Regions from separate parts of the Homo sapiens genome. Here region 2 is linked to region 1. A link is a loop called in an ENCODE intact Hi-C map of the cell type or tissue named here. Cell type or tissue: ascending aorta. All regions are shown on one strand. Each heading gives the region's core, and the rest is flanking DNA. Links, peaks and the distances in the headings are about the cores only.

Region 1 (10,248 bases), core at 1,525-9,524:
GAGCTGGAGGGCCCTGACCAGGTCACGGGGGCCTTGAATGCCAGGCCAGTGGGTTTGGATGTTTTTAAGAGCAGTAAGAACCACTGAGAGGTCTTAAGTGAAGGCGTGACATGAGTTGCTGCATGGTTTCTAAAAATCCCTCTGGCTGCAGAGTGGAGAAGGGTTGTCGGGGAGAGACCATGGGGCAGTGGGGGGTACAAGAGCAGAAAGCAGGGGTTGGCACCAGGCGTGGAGGGAAGCCGGGCCCTGAGAGAGCTCTAGAATTGGAGCTGGCTAGGGGAGGGCGATCCTGGAAGGGTGGGGTCTGGAGGAGAGTGGGGAGAGCCACGTGACTTGAGTATGGGGTCATCCAGGGAAGGGGGTTCCAGAGGCAGCCGAGCAGGCAAGCCTGGAGCCCAGGAGGACTTCTAAGCCCAACATGGGGTCTGGAGTCCAGGAGAAGGGTGGCCACAACCGTGTTCACCACCCTGCACAATTCTCCTCCCTTCTTGTATGATAGGCCCCTCTTCATTCCAGAGTTTGGGAGTCTGTCCCTCCCCCTCAGTCCCAAAGGTGGGCAGGAGACCTGGGCTAGGCCCGCATCACAGCCATGGGTTTGAAGATGGGCCTCCAATCCCTCCCCCAACTCTCACAGGTGTCACCCAGAGAGGAGGGCTTTCCATCTCAAAGGTTGCCTCCTTGGAAAACGAGTTGGGCCTGGAGCCGCTGGTGGGCCGGGGGTTGAGGGGTGGAGAGCAATTCTGAAATGAACACTGAGAGGCAGGGCTGAGAAATGGATAGCATGCTCTGAGCCCCTGGATTCAGCCAGGCCTGAAGCCAACACTCCTCAGGACCCCCAGATAATTGGGGCCATGCTGTCCCTTGTTTGTTTCATCCAATATGAGCAGGGGTTTCTGTCACTTAAACTGAGCAAGTCTTAAGGTGACAAGTATGGCGGAGGCTGAGACTGGCCTTAGCAGCTGTGTAGGCTGCTTGCAGCTGGGGCCCACAGGAGCCTCTGCTCCTACCTGGGGAGCCCCGACACCCTAGGGAACCCAGAGGTTCCTGCAGCCCCTCTTTAGTCTTCCTGACAACCTCTCATTGCGATCCAGGCAGTGCCAAGGTGGGGTGGGAGGAAGGAAGACCCTACCAGCGGCAGCTGCAAATCTCAGGTGCCCCTCACCCCACTGCACAGTCCCAGGACCCGCTCACACCTGCCTGATCTGCTCTAGCACCTGAGCCTGCTGGAGCCCAGTGTGTGGCCTCGAAGGCAGCAGCCTTGCTGGGAAAAATGAAACTCATCTCAATCCCTTAGGCCGGCTTCTGACTTCTCTCTGTGGCCTTTATGACTCTTAATGTCCAGCAAGACAGAGTGGGTGCCTGGCCCAGACAGCAGCCCCGCAGGGGAGCCCCAGCCTGAAAGGCAGCAGCCCTGGATTTCTTCTTGCCATGCAACCTTGGGTCTCTCTGAGCCTCAGCCACGCAGTGGGGCAGCCCTATCTCACAGGGTTGTGGGGTTCGCATCAAGCATCCAGGGAAGGGCATACACTTCCTCCTTTGGGCCCCAGGATTGGACCAGGCCTTGGAGGGCGGACCATCTCCACCGCCCAGCCCATGGAGGCTTCATCCACTGCTGCCCAGCCTGGCAGGAGAGGATCCCCGTGCTGCCCTGAGTGGGGAGGCAGAGGCGGGCAGGGTTGCTTCCATCCCACGGAAGTCCCAGCTGCAGTCCCCCACCAGTGAGGACTTAGGCCACCCATAGGAGCTGCAGCCCAGCGCAGGTCACGAGCCAGTCAAGGCCACTCAGCTCCCAGGCCTGCTCCCGGCTCCACTCACACTGACGATGGTCAAACCCACAATGAGAACGTCTCCAGGAGTCAAATAAGAAAGGTGGGAAATGTTGTAAAGAAATGCATTTTTAAAATTCTTTTTGTAGGCATGCAGGAAAAGGCAACAAAACATAGTGAGCATGGCCTTGGAATCAGATTTGTGTTCAAATACTGGCTTCGAAGCTTGAAGCAAGCTATCTCGACTTTTGGAGCCTCAGTTTATTCATCTGTAGAAGGGGGATGATGTCGGGATATGTTCCGTAGGGTGCTGTGAGGATTAAACAAGGCGAGGTGGCACAGGGGGCTCAGCTGAGAGCCTGGCACACAATGTTAATAGGAACACAGTCAACTGTCACTTACCATCATTACCTTTTACGCCAAAAGGCTTCTCACTGGGTTTTTAATGGGCATGTAAAAACCACGTGAAATTAGCACGCCTACCACGCTGCCCAGGAGATACTGGAAAACTCTTCCGCAGCAACGTGAGGCACAACACCACTCTGTGCAGCCTGTTTTGCTCATGCCTTGTGCAAAGGGACATTTTGCTGTGGATACTATGAATAACCCCTCGCTGTGGATATTATTATGAATAACTTCCGTCTAGTCACTCAACCTCCCAGAGCCTGAGTGCTCCACCTGTAACCAGGGATGAGATGCCTCCCCGACCAGGGCTCTGTGAGGACAAGAGGTGCCCTGTGTAAAGACCCAGGTCCTTAGCAAAGAAGCCTATCGTGGTGGCAGCAGAGGGGGATTTAACAGTAGGACAGACACATACGCAGCAACAAAGTCAGAAAAGGAAAGAAGAGGCCGGGCGCGGTGGCTGAGGCCTGTAATCCCAGCACTTTAGGAGGCCAAGATGGGCAGATCGCTTGAGGTCGGGAGTTTGAGACCAGCCTGATCAAAAGGAAAGAAAGAAAGAAAAAAAGGAAGGAAGGAAGGAAGGAAAGAGAAGAGAAGAGAAAGAGGACAAGCGAAAAGAAAAGAGGCTGGGCGCAGTGGCTCATGCCTGTAATCCCAGCACTTTAGGAGGCCGAGGCAGGCAGATCACAAGGTCAGGAGATTGAGACCACCCTGGCTAACACGGTGAAACACCGTCTCTACTAAAAATTAAAAAAAAAATAAAAAAAAATTAGCTGCACGTGGTGGCAGGCGCCTGTAGTCCCTGCTACTTGGGAGGCTGAGGCAGGAGAATGGCGTGAACCCGGAAGGCAGAGCGCTTGCAGTGAGCTGAGATCGCGCCACTGCACTCCAGCCTGGGTAATAGAGTGAGACTCCGTCTCAAAAAAAAAAAAAAAAAAGAAAACAGAACCAATGGTGCTGTCCCACTGTCCAAGGCCATTATTCAGTGACAGCATTCAATGCCGCTCAGGCAGGTCCCAGCTCCTCTTCCAACCCCAATATTCTTCCCAGCTCTGTCTGGTACATGGGACACTTCAGCAGGCCTGTCCTGCCCAGGCCAATCCACACCTGGTACCTCTGCACACGCTCCTCCCTCTGCCCGGGTTGCCAACCTGCGTCTTTTCCAGCTGGCCACTCATTCTTCCAGCCCCCATTCAAACAGCCCCCCAGGAGCACACTCTCCAAGTCCTGGCCAGAGTGTCCGTCAGCCACCCTGACGACAGGAGCCCTGGGTGGGTACCAGACCTGCCTCATTGCTGACCAGTACAGGGGATAAACATATGAGAAGGTGCTGGCTGAAAAATGAATCACCAAATGAACTGCTGAATGAATGAAACAGTGACAAGTCCTCCCCAAAATGCTCTCCATCAGGAATGCATAGTACACAGGTGTTGGCCCACCAACAGACTGCAACCCCATGTCAACTCCCACCACCTTACCTCACCCTAAGTCCGCAGCAAACATCTCCTTTCATTTAGGAAATTAACCTCCAGCGTAAAATGGGACACACCTCTGAGGCCCAGGATGTCCTCAGAGACAGTGGGCGATGTCAAGGGCTCACCATTTTAACCCAGCTCCTCCAGGGATATTTACAGTTGTTTGCAATATGGCCAAGTTCTAACTAAATCCAGCCAAAGGCAGTGATTTTCCAAAGCAACAAGTGATATTTTCTGTGTCTCCATAAAAAGAATGACAGTGGTTGCAGAGCCCTGGTGTAATTGCCGGCTCTGCAGACTGTAGGATGAGCCTCAGCTGCCCGAGTACGGGCGTGCTCAGGGGCCACGGGGGCTGGGAGAGTGGCCACTCACTCGGGGCAGGAGTTCCCTGAGTAGCAATTAGAGCGGAACCCATGGTGGGCGGCTTCAGATGTCTGGCCAGCACAGCCAGCCTGACCACCACACACCCAATCCAAAATAGAAAACTGCAGTGGCCTCTGCTGTGTGCCAGGCCCCGGGCAGCCGGACAGAGCACCGCCAATGTCAGCCTCCTCCCTCAGCATCGATCCAGGCTTCCTCTGAGGCCCCCTTGTGCTGAGCCACGGTCCCTCCTGCCCTCTCCAGGAAGCAGAGCTTCCCAGAGCTCCAGTCACAGGACTAGAGAGGCGCAGGCAGTCTCAAAAGGGATCCCCTAGCCTCTCTCTTGTCCTTCAGGCGCTGCCCCCAAAAGATCGAGCAGCTCATGGGCACTAGAGCCTTCATTTCCAAATGCACCCCTCAGCTCAAAATAGAGAAAACCAACTTTTCAAAGAACCAGCTGGAGTTCAACAGGAAACCACAGCAGAAAAACCAATGATTCCCGGTCAGCCAAGGGGCAGAGGGCTAACTGGGCATTTCAGCATCACTGCCAGCTCCCTGGGCTGGTATTACCCGCACGCAAGGAAACAGGAAGACTGACTGCCAGCCCATAAGTCCACCACACACATATCACGCCAGTATGCACAAGGACGGACACAAACTCAACAGATGCTCAACACACTGATGTGCAGAAACCCAGACACATACGTGCACAAGAGACACTGGCACACGCACATGTTCACACAGGTGCACGGGCACCCAGATGCAGGTACACACCAACGTTCCACAACACATGTGCACACACTCACAAAGGTACACACACATACACGGACCCACCCCCGGATGCAAGCCAGAGACCTGTTCAGGCAGGCAAAAGAGAGAGGCGCACGCTCCTGCCTGCTGAGCCTTTTGGAGACCCGGGCGCTCCCCATGCATAAATGGCCCCCTGCTCAGACCAGTCAAAACAACCTGCTTTCCAGCCAAGCCCTTCAGTTGGAGCACGAGGCTCACTAAAGCACGGGAAGGGCGCGGAAAGTCCTCAGCGCAGGCCTTGCCCTCCCAAGGGACTCCCAGGTAACCCTTTTCCAAAACCCAGGCGAGAGCAGCGGAGAGAAAGGAGCTAGAGAAGTGCGTACTCACCAGCCCATCGCAGTTGCTGAGCGCCACAGAGGAGGCTTCGGCTAGGCCGGCCACGTCTCCGACGTAGAGACAGCTCCCGAGCAGGGGCTCCACGCGGGTGGTGCCCTTCTCGCCCTGCCACTCCATAGTGGCCCCGGGCGCCACGAGGCGGGCGTTGGGCCGCAGCCGCAGGTGCAGGTCTCGGCCAAAGACCGTGACATTGTAGAAGAGGTGACTGCCAGGCTCCTCCTCGTTGCCTCCGGGGAAGCTCGGGGTCCGGACCGGGGCGGCCCTGCGGGCTCGTACCCCTGCTCTGGACGTAGCTGCCGACACCACGTGGGACACCAAGCGGCCCTGGGCGTCAGTGCGCACGGGCACCGCCAGGATGCGCTCCGCTCCGTGCCCCAGGGGCCCGCCTGCAACGGGAAGGGGCGTTAGATCGGCGGAGACCACGGAGCCCCAGTGCCTCAGAGACCCGCCGGCAAGCCACGCCCCCCCAGACCCCGCCCCACTGCGAAGGGAAGGGGCATTCCGCCAGGCGACCCCAGAAGCCAGCCTGCACCTCCCCGGCTTTCCTGCAACCGGGAAGGGGCGTTAACAGGGCCACCACTCCGGGGCTCCGCCACTCCCCAGCCGTTCCCTCCTCCGGAGACCTTGCCTGCCAAGAGCTCTGCCCCCTGCCCCGTTCAGGGTTGGGGCTCGGTGGGAACCTCCCCGTGCCCGAAGGGACGACCCCGTCAGAGAGTCCCCCGACCCTTGCACCTACCGTCCTTGGCAGGACGTGGAGCTGCTCGGAAGCCATTCCGGGTTGGCCCCCTTACCCGTGTGCCACGACCCCTCGGCGGGCCCCTGCCGCCCGAGTGCCCTCACCGCCAGCCTCCGGAGCGGCGGAGTCTCGGCTTCCCCGAGCACGAGCGGCCTGTCCTGCCTGTCCAGCTCCCGCTCAGCCCGCTGCCGGCCCCGTCTCCCCGAGCGCCCGAGGACTGGGAGGGGTGGAACAGGGTCCCTCCGATCTCCGGGGATTCCCTGCGGGGCGCCCCAACCAATCCTTAGGGCCCAAGGCTACGCGCTCGGCAGCCGGCTCCTCCGGAGCGTCCCCGGACGCGAGCCCCGGCGCCGCCTCGCCCTGGCTCCCCCCTCGGACCCGCTGGGGCTGACTCTGCGCTCTTGGCCGCGGGGCTTTTCCCGGCCCTCCGTCCCCACCCTCCGCGACTCAGGAGCCGCCAGTGCTCCGAGGCTCCCCCGGCCCAAGGCGCTCGGGGGCGGTGCGGGGCGCCCCCTGCGCGACCAACCCGGCCCCGAAGTTGGCCAACTTGGCCCCGGGCGGGGCGCGCGGAGTTTGCCCAAGTCAGGCTGGACGACGCCTGGGGAGGGGGCGGCGGGGCACGCGGGACAGGGCCAGGCCGGCGGGGGTCCCGGGGAGTAGGGGCCGGGCCGCACCTACCTGGGGGGTCGGCGGCGGCGGCGAGCCTGGCGTTCGCGGGCGGCGGCGGCGGCGGCAGGAGCGGCGGCGGCAGCAGCAGCAGCAGCAGCAGCAGCGCGGGGCAGAGCAGGCGGCGAGCGGCTCCCGCCGGCGGATCCATGGCAGCCGGACTGCAGCCGGGGCCCCGCACTCGCAGCCGGCGCGAAAGTTCCCCGCGAGCCGCCCAGCCCACATCTGGGGGCAGCTGGAGCCGCCCGCAGCTGCAGCACCGCAGGGCGCGGGGCGGAGGAGGCGAGGCGCGGAGGGGCGGGCGGGGGAGCGCGGAGGGAAGGCGGGGAGAGGGAAGGAGCGAGCGAGCGAGGGAGGCAGGCGGGAGGGAGGGAGGCGAGCGAGGGGGAGGGCGGGGACGGCGGGCGCCTCAGCCTGCGGTGACCCGGCGCATCTTGGCGCGGCCGCCGCCGCCGCCCGCTTCCCTCTTCGCGCCGCCGTCGCCGCGGTGCCGGGCTCGCAGCGAAGCAGAGACACCCCGAGGCGGCGGCAGAGAAGCGCCGCGGGCCGGGCCGGGGGAGCCCCGCCGCCAGCCACCCCAGGGGCACAACCTCCGAGGAGCGGCGCCGGCCGAACGTCCCCACCTAGAGAGCCCTTGGGGTGCCGGGTCCCACCCATCAGCCCTGGAATTCAAGGGGTGCATCCCCCTGTCTCTGTGCTCTGGGGCAGGACAGGGTGAGGGAATGAAAGGGGAGGGGGGACTGACTACTGGGTCCAAGGTCTGAGCCAGGCCGAATGCCCAAATAGAGGCCGCAAAGGCCAGAAGATGCTGTTAGGAGGGTACACCCAGGGCGCGACCCCAAAGATCAACTTTTGCCCTTACTGAGAGAGGCAAGGCTCCTTCAGTCCCCAGTTCCTCTTCCTCTGAAGTCCCTGTCCCCTGTCCCCCATCTGCCTTCCCATCCCTCCGCTGCAGCCTCAGCACAGCCTCTTCCTGCCAGACCTGGGCTCTCTGCCCATGAGCACAGTCAGGCTCCTGCCCTCACCTGTCCTCAACCCCACGTATGCATTCTGTCCTCCCGCCATTGCACTCCCGGCCCCCAACCTGAAATGGCCTCTCCAAGCTCTGCCTACCTTTTCCACCCAAGCATCCAAGGACACCTGGGCCCATTCTGGGGCCAGTTTGCTGTTAGAGCCCGTTGCCAACCGGAACCCCTCCCCAGTCCCTCCTCTCCAGCAAGGCCCTGATCCTCCCATGCTGTCTGAGCTCAGCGGCCTCTCTCCAGGGCCTGCCTGAGAGCCCCCTCTCAGGCTGTTGATCATCTCTGCCCTGGGACCCCCAATTTCTGCCTCACTTCCCCAGAGGGTGAACACCCACCCCTTTGATTTTCTCATTTGCCCTGCCCCAGGTCTGTGTGGCCAGGGCTTTGGTCTTTGCTTTGGCCAGGGGCAGAGGACCCGGAGATGACTCAGGCCTCTCCCTGCTGGCCAGGAGGTCCCAGTCGTTGGGGGAAACACGACTTACACAGCAGGCTCTAACTGTGATCTCACGTCCTTGGTTCTTTCGATTGTGGGTCCTGGGTGTGAGAGCATCGCAGCTGGACAGCCATCTTCACCTGCAAGCTGTACTCTTTCTGTGTCACCTAAGGGTGCCCGAGGCTGGATCCAGCTCCCAGGCATGGTGAGATGTCACATGGAAATTTAGATTGGTAACTTTTCTTGAGATATTGGAAGATGTGGCCACGCTAGCCCCACAGTCCTGCTTAGCAACCATTAAATGGGCACTTACCTTGCAGTTTGTGGCAGGTCCCGCCTCTCCTCACTCTCTGTAGGCATCTGCTCTCGTGACCTGTGATGACCCAACTGGTTCCAGAGAAAGTTGGAACTGGAATCCTAGTATACCACAGAGATGACTCCAGAGCTGGGCATCCAGGAGGACTTCCTGTAAGAGGTGGCATGAGTTGAATTGTGAAGGCTGGGGGAGCTAGGCAGCCCAGAGTTGGGTCCAGCCAGTTGCTGTCCTGGAACCCATGACGCATTCCTCCTGTGGTTGTCAGCGCTTCCATCCTCTTCGAAACACGAGTGAAACCCAACCAGCAGCCGCCCCTACTTCAAGGGGCATGTTCTGCACCTTCCTGCCGTGTCTATGGTTGGGTATTTCTTTACACAGCGCCTAAAACTTTTTTCAATTTTTTAAAGGATACTTTAAATCACTACTATAAATGGAAAAGCCAGCATCTCACCATGTTTCCATAAATCAAAGATAATTGCTAAAAATAAATACAACAAGAAGAGAAATGTTATCAAATTCCAGATACTTTGACCTGCTAAAGATACCGAAGGCTGAAGCTGATTAGTAAGTGTTACAAAAGCCTTAAGATGGACTAGCACAGAGGTCGTTGTTCTGATGTGATTGGAAGGATGAAAGGAGGCCTGAAAAGGAGTAACTCTGACTTTATGAGTTGATGGCATCTTCTAACAGGTTCACAGAGCTAAATTATTTTGTATACTTTGGGATACTTGCTTTGGGATATTTTTGGGGGAAAGAATTTGTCTCCTGGACACTGAATAACCCCAGGCAGCTGATTCTTCCCACATCACCCGTGCCCCTGCCACCAGGGATGAGTTGGGGATGGAGCAGCACCCTTGCCTGGCCCTTCCTTTAGTGCCCCCACTGTCACCCACCAGGGTGGTGGATGAACAAGGCTCACATGCACCTAACTTCACAGTTAAACCCTCAGGGAGGTGGAGGAGACTTGCAGACACATCCCAGCCCGTGATCATTTGTCCTCCACTCAGAAACAAACAGAAAAACAAAAAACAACCAAAGAACAACAACAAAAATCTTGCTACTTCTTCAAACCTCCATGATTCAAATCTTGCCTCTCCCCCCTTACTGGTGTTTGCCTCTTTCTCTGGTCCCCCTTTTCCTCTTCCAGGTAAAATACGGGACATAGAAGTCCCCAGTGGCTCTCTGCTCCTCTGCATGTTCAGTCTAGGTCCCAACGACAAAAACTAAGGGCCACTGGGCCAACGCCGCCGGATGTGTTGTTGAGCACATGCCACGTGCGTTCGTTTCTACTGGAGCCTGAATGTCTTCAGGTCTGGCTGTGCTCTCCAGCTTACCGCAGTCCTCACCACCCCCTGTTGCCCTACACCTGCCTATTGCTCGTGATTGTCAGCACCATGATCCCTGAAAACCTGGAGTTGTCACCCTCACCGAGAAGCCCAGTGTTTGTAGGGAGGAGTGAGGACAAGTCAGCGTCAGCTCGGGCCTTACACACCCAACCCCCTTAAAATCTTCCCAAAGTTGTGTGGTGCAGAAAGAGGTGAGGACCTTTCCGGGTCATCTTGGGTGCCACGAGTCACCCCACATCCCTGGCAGAAGAAACACTAAGGAGGAGGAATGTTTGTTGCCCACCACAGCTCTCAGTGGGTGGGTGCCCTGCCTTGCCCTGAGAGGAGGGTCGGGCTCCCTGGTCTGGCTCAGGCTTCCAGGTCACATTTGTCAGCACAGACTTCATTAAAGACAGGAGCCCATTTGAGAGCCACTGCTGTCTCCTAATGTCTGCACAGAAACCAGCCCCTGAGAAGGTCTCCTGCCCTTTGACAAAGTCACCTTTCTTGGCACAACCTGCCAAGCAGATGGAGGCAGTGAGGTTTCAGTGCCCTCCCTAATGACAAACAAGCTCTTAGGGGCTGTGGGAAAGGAGCTGGA
Region 2 (10,248 bases), core at 1,094-9,093, 150 kb after region 1:
CCATTTCTGAATGAGGGGCTCATCATCGCCTAGAACTTTATGCTTTGTGTGTGTGGGGGGGGGTTCTTTTTGTAAAATTGTATTCATTTTAACAGCAAATGTTGAAAATGTTTCAATATGCATTCTCCCCTAAAATGTGTAGTTATAAGATAAGAGACTTGGTTTTCTTGCCATTTTTCCTTTGCTGATTAAAAAGAAGAAAAAATAAAAAAAAAAACAGGAAATGAAATCTGGTTTATATATAATTTGTCACACATGTAAGATATCCAACTTTGTAAGCACTCCAAGTTTTCATTAACTCTGCTAAAATATATTTACATTAAGAAATTTCCCAGCCCTAATGTCATTAGTTTCAAACTTCCAAACTCAGTTGTTTTGCTAAAAACGCAGATCAGGGCCAGATGGAGGAACAAGCACCCCTGATTGACCTCCCTCCGAACCAAAATCCCATAAATGACAGAAATATCTTCCTTAATTAGAAGTAGCACAAAAGGGAAAGAAAGGGGAAGGAAATGCATCATGTTCTGGGAATAAATCAGCAAGGTCACCAGCATCGCACAGCATTTGCCCCCAGTTGATATAGAAAGTGCGAATACTTGGTCCAGAGAAGAAAGACAGTCTCCCCAGGAATCACTGACTCCCTGTCCCTGAGAAGGACAGGGAACTCATGGCCAGGTGTGGTGGCTCACGCCTGTAATCCCAGCACTTTGGGAGGCCGAGGTGGGTGGATCATGAGGTCAGGAGATCAAGATCATCCTGGCTAACACAGTGAAACCCTGTGTTTACTAAAACAATACAAAAAAAATTAGCCGGGCATGGTGGCGGGTGCCTGTAGCCCCAGCTACTCGGGAGGCTGAGGCAAGAGAATGGCGTGAACCCAGGAGGCAGAGCTTGCAGTGAGCCGAGATTGCACCACTGCACTCCAGCCTGGGCAACAGAGAGAGACTCCGTCTCAAAATAAATTAATTAAATAAAGCGGGAGGCTGAGACAGTCACTTGAGGCTAGGAGTTCAAGACCAGCCTGGCCAACATGGCAAAACCCCTTATCTACTAAAAATACAAGAATTAGCCTGGCATGGTGGCGCACCTGTAATCCCAGCTACTTGGGAGGCTGAGGCAGGAGAATCACTTGAAGCCAGGAGGCGGAGGTTGCAGTGATCTGAGATCACCCCACTGCACTCTAGCTTGGATGACAAAGCAAGACTCCATCTCAAAAAAAAAAAAAAAGTAAAGTGGAATTTTAGAAATCTAGGCACATTGCAGCAAAATTTTGGAATACCAAGGAAAAAAGGAAAATCCTCATAGTTTTCTGACCGAGAGAATAGGTTGTCACAATAGAATGAAAGTCAGCTTGACATCAAGACTTATCATCAATCCCGAATCCTAAAAGATAGTAGAGCAATTTCTCTAACATTCCAAAGAAAAAACTATTCGTAATCTAGGATCCAAGACCCAGCCAATCTAGCCTTAAATTGGGGGTGCAAAATAAAGACATTTTCATGCATATATGGGTTCATCCCACCTATAAACTCCCCCCAAAGAATCTAAGAAAATAAAAGAGATCAACTACAGTAAGTGCTGGAGGGAGAAATAAAGACAGAGATGATGCACTAAACTGGTCTTAAAAATATGAAACTAAAGTCTCCAATGAGCTCAGTGTGGTAGGGAATTGGTCCCAGGCGGGCAGGAGCAGCGGCGAGAGAACGGCGATTAAATTCACATTCCCAGTGCGGGCAGGACTGTCCCAAAGCAAGAACAGAGCTTTCTGCAAATGATCCGGTCAGACCTGTCTCACTTCTGAAAACAACCTCATTGGGATTTCTAATAAACTGGACTGATTCACTAAATAATTGGACTAGCAAACCAAACCAGTTTTACCTTTTTTTTTTTTTTTTGAGACAGAATCTCGCTCTGTCGCCCAGGCTGGAGTGTAGTGGCATGATCTCAGCTCACTGCAAGCTCCGCCTCCCGGGTTCACGCCATTCTCCTGCCTCAGCCTCCCGAGTAGCTGGGTCTACAGGTGCCCGCCACCACGCCTGGCTAATTTTTTGTATTTTTAGTAGAGACAGGGCTTCACCGTGTTAGCCAGGATGGTCTCCATCTCCTGACCTTGTGATCTGCCCACCTCGGCCTCCCAAAGTGCTGGAATTACAGGCGTCAGCCACAAAGCTCTTTCTCTTAACTTACATTGTCAGGAAACTGGTAACATAGATTGAATGACCCGCCCCAGTTTTTCACCCACACTCACACCCTCGCCATAGCCTCCCTTTCCCACCCCTTGACTTTGGGCTTGGCCAAAGGGATGCCAGCAGGCATGACACAGCAAAACTGGAAATGTGTTTGTGGGGTTAGATGTGCCGTCTCTCAGGGCCCTGCCATCAGCCAGAGACGAAACTGCCCCTGCTGGTCCCAGGAAGAGGATGAGAGGCATGTGGAGCAGAGCTGCCCAGCCAACCCACAAACTCATGAGTAAGAAATAAATGATTATTACTGTTTGCCACTGAGATGTGGGGATGGTTTGTTACACAGCATAAGTGTGACAATAGCTAACTGATACTCAGAGGGCAAGTGCCACTGCAGCAAACATGAGGAGGAATTCCTGAGCCTTTATATTAAAGTGGCTGCTCTCACTAGAGACACGATTGGACTCTGGCTGGTGCGATGACTCACACCTGCAGTCCCAACACTTGGGAGGCCAAGAGCAGAGGATTGCTTGAGCCCAGGAGTTTGAAAGCAGGCTGGGCAATGGATCAAGACTCCATCTCTACAACAACAACAACAAAAACACAGTGTTTTGAACTGAAGGAGCCATACAAAGGATGTCATACAGATTTATTAAATTCAAAACCAGGCTGGGCACGGTGGCTCACACCTGTAATCCCAGCACTTTGGGAGGCAGAGGTGGGCGGATTACCCGAGGTCAGAAGTTCAAGACCAGCCTGGTCAACATGGTGAAACCCCGTCTCTACTAAAAATACAAAAATTAGTCAGGCGTGGTGGTGCACGCCTCTAATCCCAGCTACTTGGGAGGCTGAGGCAGGAGAATTGATTGAACCTAGGAGGTGGAAGTTGCAGTGAGTCAGGATTGCGCCACTGCACTCGAGCCTGGGCGACAAGAGCGAAAGTCAGTTAAAAAAAAATCCAGAAAAACTACTTTTCTGGAATGCAAATCAGAATAGTGGCTGCTTGGGGATTAGGGGACAAGGGAAGTTGAGTAGACTGTAAAGGGATTGGGGGGAATTTTCTACAATGGTGGCAATGTTTTCTGCCTTGATTGGGGTGTTGGCTACAGATAGATATTTGTAAAAAGCCATTGAATTATATATTTAAGATCTGTGTGTTTTACTAAACTATTCCTCAATTTTTCAATTAGCAATAATCACGCCTCGGATAAACCTCATTGGCTATGATACTGCCACTGCACAAAGCTATTCCTCAATTTTTAAAAACATGTCTGTATGGAGTGGATACCCAGACCAGGGTGAGGCTGAGGTGCAAACAGGCCTACCTGAGGTGCCGGGCAGCCTTCCAAGACTCCAAGACTAGGTGGGCTCTGGGCAGACAAAGCCTCCCTCTCACAAAAGGTCTGGGAACCCTTTTCAGGGGGCTCAGAGTCCGGCCACATCTCTAGGTTTTCTGACGTCCTAGACACACCATGAGAAAGAACTTTGACTGGGCTCTCAATCTGGTTGGTGACCTAGGATATGGGGCTCATACCCAGGACCAAGAACCCAGGGCTTCTATCCAGAGCCTAGGACTTGGGGCTTATACCCACGGCCTAAAACCTGGGGCATATACCCAGGGCCTAGGACACAGGTTTATGCCCAGGGCCTAGGACACAAGGCTAATACCTAGAAAGAACACAGAACTTACACCCAGGGCCTGGAACTCGGGGCTTATAACCAGGGCCTAGGACATGGGGCTTATACCCAGAGACTAGGACACAAGGCTTATAACCAGAAAGGACACAGAACTTATATTCAGGGCCTAGAACCCGGGGCTTATACCCAGGGATTAGGACATGGGGCTTATACCCAGAGCCTAGGACACAAGGCTTATACCCAGAAAGGACGTGGGGCTTATACTCAGAGCCTAGGACACAAGGTTTATACCCAGAGCCTAGGACATGGGGCTTATACTCAAAGCCTAGGACATGGGGCTTATACCCAGAGCCTAGGAAACACAAGGCTTATATGCAGAAAGGACACAGGGCTTATACCCGGAGCCTAGGACATGGGGTTTAACCCAAGGTCTAGGACACAAGATTTATACCCAGAGCCTAGGACAAGGGGCTGAGAACCAGAGAATAGGACACAAGGCTTATACCCAGAACCTAGGACAGAAGGTTTATACCCAGAGCCTAGGACACAAGGCTTGTATCCAGAGCCTAGGACCCGGGGCTTCTACCCAGAGCCTAGGACCCAGGCCTTACACCTAGAGCCTAGGAGGCGGGGCTTACACCCAGAGCCTAGAACCCGGGGCTTATACCCAGAGTCTAGGACCCTAGGCTTATACCCAGGGCCTAGGAAGCAAGGCTTATACCCAGAGCCTAGGACACAAGGTTTATATGCAGAACCTAGGACCCGGGGCTTATACCCAGAACCTAGGACACAAGGCTTATACCCAGAGGCTAGGACGCGGGGCTCATATTCAGAGCGTAGGACACAGAGCCTGTATTCAGAACACACTAACCTGGAAACAGATGCTCTGAAACACAACTAGGAGAAAACCTGGCAAATGTCAGTCGTGATTGTCTCTTGTCCCCATGCAATAGGATTACAAGTGTTTTCCTTTTCTTTGTTCTTGTTGGTTCCTTATAAATTTAAAATAAATGATTAACCTCAAAAGTATTTGTGGACATGTGATTACATATAGAAGAGTGATTGTTAAATATTCTTTCTCAGGATAGCTTTATACTCTGAAAATCTCCTGTGGACCCTAAGGAACTTTACGTGAATTGCATCTATCAATTTTACTGTAATACAGATTAAATTTGAGGAGGTTTTGAAATATTTACTTATTTTAAAATAGTAATGATTCCACAGTGTCTACATATTTCAAAACATCATGTTGTACACGTTAAATAATTTCATTTTCAATTAAAAATAAGCTTTAAAAAGAATTCAAATTGCTCAATTTTTTAAATTAAAAACAACAAACCCATTGTTGTATGTTAACAATAAATAATTTTGTATGGAAAGCAACAATATCTTCTGCAAAATTAGTGAGTTGCATTGCCGCTGGCAAATCTCTAGGTAGATGTCTGAGCTGATTCTCAGATCTGCTTTTGCCTTCAATCTGTTACAATGTCACACATCACAGCATCTCTGGAAAATTCCACTGTATACTCATGGGAGAATAAGAATGAAAAAAGGCAAATCACATCTTACCATTATTATGAAAATAGTTTTGGCTACACTTTGAGAACTACTAATATAGAGTATAATCACAACTGTATAAAAATAGGCAAATAAAATTTCTGAGTAAAAGTGTCATGGTGCCACCTCGTGTCATCTTTAATTATTGCAATGCCTGCTTACCGAACTTGTCTGTGCACACGTATCAGGTTGGTGCAAAAGTAATCACGGTTTTTGTCTGGGCATGGTGGCTCACGCCTGTAATCCCAGCACTTTGGGAAGCCGAGGTGTGCAGATCACCTGAGGTCAGGAGTTCAAGACCAGCCTGGCCAACATGGTGAAACCCCGTCTCTACTAAAAATACAAAAATTAGCCAGGAGTGGTGGCGCACACCTGTAATCCCAGCTACTGGGGAGGCTGAGGCAGGAGAATCACTTGAACCCCAGAGGCAGAGGCTGCGGTGAGCTGAGATCACCCCATTGCACTCCAGCCTGGGCGACAGAGTAAGACTGTGTCTCAAAAAAAAAAAGTAATCGCAGTTTTTGCTATTGAAAGTAATGGCAAAAGCTGCGATTACTTTTGCACCAACCTAATAGTATATGGGGTGTGTGTGCATAATATGGTTTGTGCATGCAGGCTGCGGACATGTGTGGAAGTATGTGTATCAGTGGTGTGTGTGCAAGTATGTGTGAATATGGTGTGTGCATGTAGTGTGGTGTAAATGTGTGTGCACGCAGTGTCTACATATGGCTTGTATGTGCCTGTATTGCGTGTGTTGTGGATGTGCATGCATGCAGTATGTGGCATATGTGTGTGTTCCTGTGGGCCATGTGTGCATGTGATGTGTACCTATGATGTGTATGTGTACACATGATGCACGTGTGTTTGTTGGTGATGCGGGTCATATATGTGCATGTGGTACATGTGTATCATGTGAATGTGGGGCCTTGTGTAGTGTGGTAGGTGGTATACGTGTGTATGTGTTACAGTCTGTGTTGTGTGTGCGTGCAGTGTGTGTTGCTGCGGTGCGTGTGCGTGTGCCTGTGCCTGTGTTACGTGTGGCATGTGTTGTAGGTCTGTTTGTGTGTGGGGGAGGTGGTGTGTGTTTAGGACTCACACATGGAAGAATGGAAGTAATATTTCACCCCCATCTGCATGCATGCCTGCTCTGTGCTTCCCTTAACATTCAGAAAACATATTTTAAGCTGCCCAGAAAGTATCAGGCAGGCCTGAGTCCCAAGAGACTTCCATTCATTCCTCTCCGACTTCATCCTGTCAGCCTCCTGAGCTAGGCATTGCCTCCTTTTCACAGACTGAGAGGCACAGTTGCTTGCTTCAACTAACAAGTAGTGGATCCAGGATTCAGACGTGGGTCTTCTGACCAAGGAGGAATTCAATCATCTTGTACTAATGTTATAAAAATTAGCAATAAATGTGAATGTAACATAACATGAATGTTATAAAAATCGTTTATATGGTAGGATCAAAAATGTGTAAAAAGGCAAACAGACTTCTGAATAAAAATAATAGGACAGCATCAGCGGGGCACCATCTCCGCTCCCTGACTGTTTCCATCTTGTGTTTGTGTGCATTCAGACCACGCACAGTTAGGAAGGCATTCACTAGTAATCAGCAGGACACCCTCTCCACTCCCTGACTGTTTCCATCGTGTGTTCGTGTGCATTCAGGCCATGTACACAGTTAGGAAGGCATTCACTAGTAATCACTGGGCACTGACTTTATGCCAAGTGCTGTGCAAGGTGCTTTCACATTCAAGTATAAAGGCGGCAAACACAAATTATCCGGCTCAAACATCACATGTGCAAAATGTAACTCATTATTTTTCATAACACAGTTTTAATTTCTGATTCCAATTTCTGAAAATGTAATCCAGTCCCTCTCAGAAAATTTCAGCCCCCAGCCCCATGTACGGTCACTCAGATCCTGCAGGTGGATTTAGACCAACCTGTCCTTCTCTCCCTTTCCTCAGAGTGGTGCCCTGGCATCAGGGAGAACGATGACTGGCCCCTGGCTCCCTAGCATCTGCCTGAGTAGCACATGATGGGCTGGCATCTGTGCCCACCAGCATCCACGGAAGTCCTCCGCAGGGATGGACTGTGCTTGGAGCCTGGGGCCCGGAGTCTGGGAAGGAGGAGGAGGAGGATGCTGATTCCAGAAAGACTTTGCCAAGCTCGCCTCCATCCTGGTCCCTTCCTCTCCCGCCAGCTAGGAGGGGGAAGCACTCGAGGTGCATGCTTTTGTGGCAGCTACACGTGCCCCTGGGGTTTATCAGTCCTCGCTCAAGAAACCCAGGGACACGTAGCTGCTCTCCCTCCCACCCCCTCTCCTCTAGCTCCTGGGTGCTGGGACCCTGCAGCCAGCAGACTTTCCTTCTCAGATGGACACTGCCTCACACGACCCAGCCTGGGGGCCCTCTCCTGGCCTGTGGACCTTATCTCCCAGCTCCCACCAACCTGCATTCTTCCCCACTCTTTTTTTATGTAGAAAAATGTTGAGACAGAGTCCTTCAGGATGTGTCTCTTGATGGCCAAAGCAAATCAAACACATCTTGATTTTCAAACTGGTATCTCCTCTGCTGTGAGCTCTTCAAATCCATTCGGAAACTCAGTTGGCTGCTGCTTCTTTCTGGCTGTGAGGTCTCATGGTCCACCTTTCCCTGGGCCAGGACAGAGCCTTGAAAAAGCCCACGGGGACCACAGTGAAAGTAAGAGCAGTAACTGACATGCAGGGAGATTGCTGGGGCTCAGTCCGACCCCAGGCACACCCGCAGAGCGCCCTGAGAAAAAGGCACGGGGCTTCTCCATAGGACAGCTCAGTGGCAAGGGCCTTGTTGGCCGACTCACCTGCCATTGCTTACCTGCCACTGCCTTCCCCGAGAGAGGGACTTGCCTCCTGCCTCATGCAGGCTGCCAAGAGCCTAGATCCTGACCAGCTCAGTCTGGAGGGGCCTCACCCCCAACAGAAGCAGGAAAAGCCAGGCCACCGAGAATAGAGGCCGGGTCTCAACAGAATCCCCTGGGGAGCTGGAACATATGCAGTCCTGGGCTCCACCTCAGAGATTTGAGTCAGGAGGTCTGGGGCAGGGCCTAAGAATCTGCATTTCCAACAGGCACCCAGGGGATGCCAGAATGCCATGGGTCCAAGACTACACTGAGCAGCACTGATGGGAAGGACATAGTAGCTTGAGCGGCAGGGACCCAAGCTAAGCATCAGAGCGGGGTTGGCCAGTGAAGAAACAAGACAGAATCAGAAAAAAAAAAACTGTAATGAGAAGAACCCTTAAAGAGATTGGTTTTTTCATATTGTTTCTTTGCAATATCTTCTTGACTCTCCTTAAGAGTTCTCGCTACAGTCATTTTTATTATAATTTTTATTTATTTTATATTATTGTATGTTATTTATTTTAAAAGACAGGATCTTACCCTGTTGCCCAGGCTAGAGTGCAGTGGCACGATCACAGCTCACCATAACCTCTAAGTCATGGGCTCAAGTGATCCTCCCATCTCAGCTTCCTGAATAGCTGGGACCACAGGCATGCGCCACCATGCCTGGTTAATTTTTTAGTGTTTTGTACAGATGGGGTTTAACTGTGTTGTCCAGGCTGGTCTCAAACTCCTGGCCTCAAGCAATGCTTCTCCCTCAGCCTCCCAAGGAGCTACAGGTCAGGCCAGGCTCCGCCCACGTGCAGGGCTCGTGGGGCCTCAGTTTCCCTCTTGGGCATCCCAGGTAGGCAGATCCAGAAGGCCTGGGCTAGGCCACTGCAGGGCAGTGCTGGGGGTGGGGATCTCTCCTGGCCTCCTGTCCCAGCTCCCTCTCCTCTTGAAACCCGGTGAAGTCCGTGCTCTTGTGCGTGTCTGCTGTTTACATTTCTCCCATGGATGTATTTGCCTTCGTTTGCATAAAAAATGCCACAGTCCTAATGAGTTTGCCCATCTGGCAGTGCAGGCCTCCTCTCTGGGCTCGGCTCCACTGAGAGCCTCGAGGGAGCCGTTATAATTGGGCCGCTCCCTTCCAGGATCGGGAAGGACTGTCCCGAGCAGGCTCATGGCTCACGACCTGGCCCAGGGCTCCACGGCAGGCTGGAGCGGGCTCCCTGAACTGTGGGTGTCGTGCCTGTGTGTCCATCAGCAGGGGCATCTGGGCCCACCCTGCCTTGGCCACCACCAAGGTAGGCATTTCACTGTACATTTCAAAATCAAATTGGGGCAGCCTCATGGCACCCCGTGGAACTTGTCCCAGGCTGGAAGGATTTGAATCCTGGAATATGGTGACACAGAACGTGTCCTTTGGAAACTCAGCTGTGGGCAGCGCCTGGCTGGGCTGTGTCAGACAGTGTGTCTTAGCCTCTCAGTGTCACTCTGACGACCCCACACTAAGCCCTCTCCCACCTGATGCTTCCAACCATGACATTTATCGCCCCCTCCCCTGGGCCAAGCAGGCTTGATCCTGGCCTCGGGAGACAGGGGTGAAGGGTTCAAGCCTTGTGGCATGGGAACCTTAGGACACAGGCGCTACCGTGCACTGACATGATTGCTAGAAGAGGGGATGGAGGTGTCCAGGGAATCTGGCGGAAGAGGGTCCTGTGCAGTCTAGCATCAGGCTGTGTCCTCTACGTCTCCATGATTGTGTGGAGAGCCCCAGGCAACCTCTGACTAGAGGCAGTTTCCAGAAAATGGTGATGGAGCCCCCTAACCATCCCGGGAGAGTGGGTGCATGCTGGGGGATGTGGAAAAGCCTAACAGTGGCTTGAAAGCATGGCAGCAGGGCAGGCACAGTGGCTCACACCTGTAATCTCAACACTTTGGGAGGCTGAGGCAGGTGGATGACTTGAGGTCAGGAGTTCGACACCAGCCTGGCCAACAAGGTGAAA

The links. Peaks named below come from ENCODE experiments on the same cell type or tissue, not always from the same donor. Only the 100,000 strongest peaks of a DNase experiment are listed, where the experiment ranks them.
Region 2: it touches region 1 in a loop (2.6-fold over the local background); 20 of 110 quality-filtered maps call a loop at or near these places.

The regions. Positions count from the first base shown.
Region 1 is chr5:179,338,627-179,348,874 of GRCh38, forward strand. ADAMTS2 (ADAM metallopeptidase with thrombospondin type 1 motif 2) reads right to left here and starts at 6,835. Exons shown (of 22, transcript NM_014244.5): 1 at 6,564-6,835; 2 at 5,141-5,535. The coding sequence starts at 6,702. It overlaps LOC105377759 (a long non-coding RNA gene), which reads right to left. Exons shown (of 3, transcript XR_941311.3): 2 at 8,320-8,472; 3 at 7,735-8,153. In ascending aorta, for the core only: CTCF peaks have their summits at 4,250 (motif pointing left), 5,518, 5,718 and 7,056; DNase peaks (open chromatin) are centred at 5,537, 6,915 and 7,534; H3K4me3 peaks cover 3,493 bases; H3K27ac peaks cover 1,898 bases.
Region 2 is chr5:179,488,728-179,498,975 of GRCh38, forward strand. It overlaps LOC124901224 (U4 spliceosomal RNA), which reads right to left and starts at 3,430; the gene lies at 3,288-3,430. RefSeq lists an enhancer at 7,392-7,441. In ascending aorta, for the core only: a CTCF peak has its summit at 5,511 (motif pointing left); a DNase peak (open chromatin) is centred at 5,534.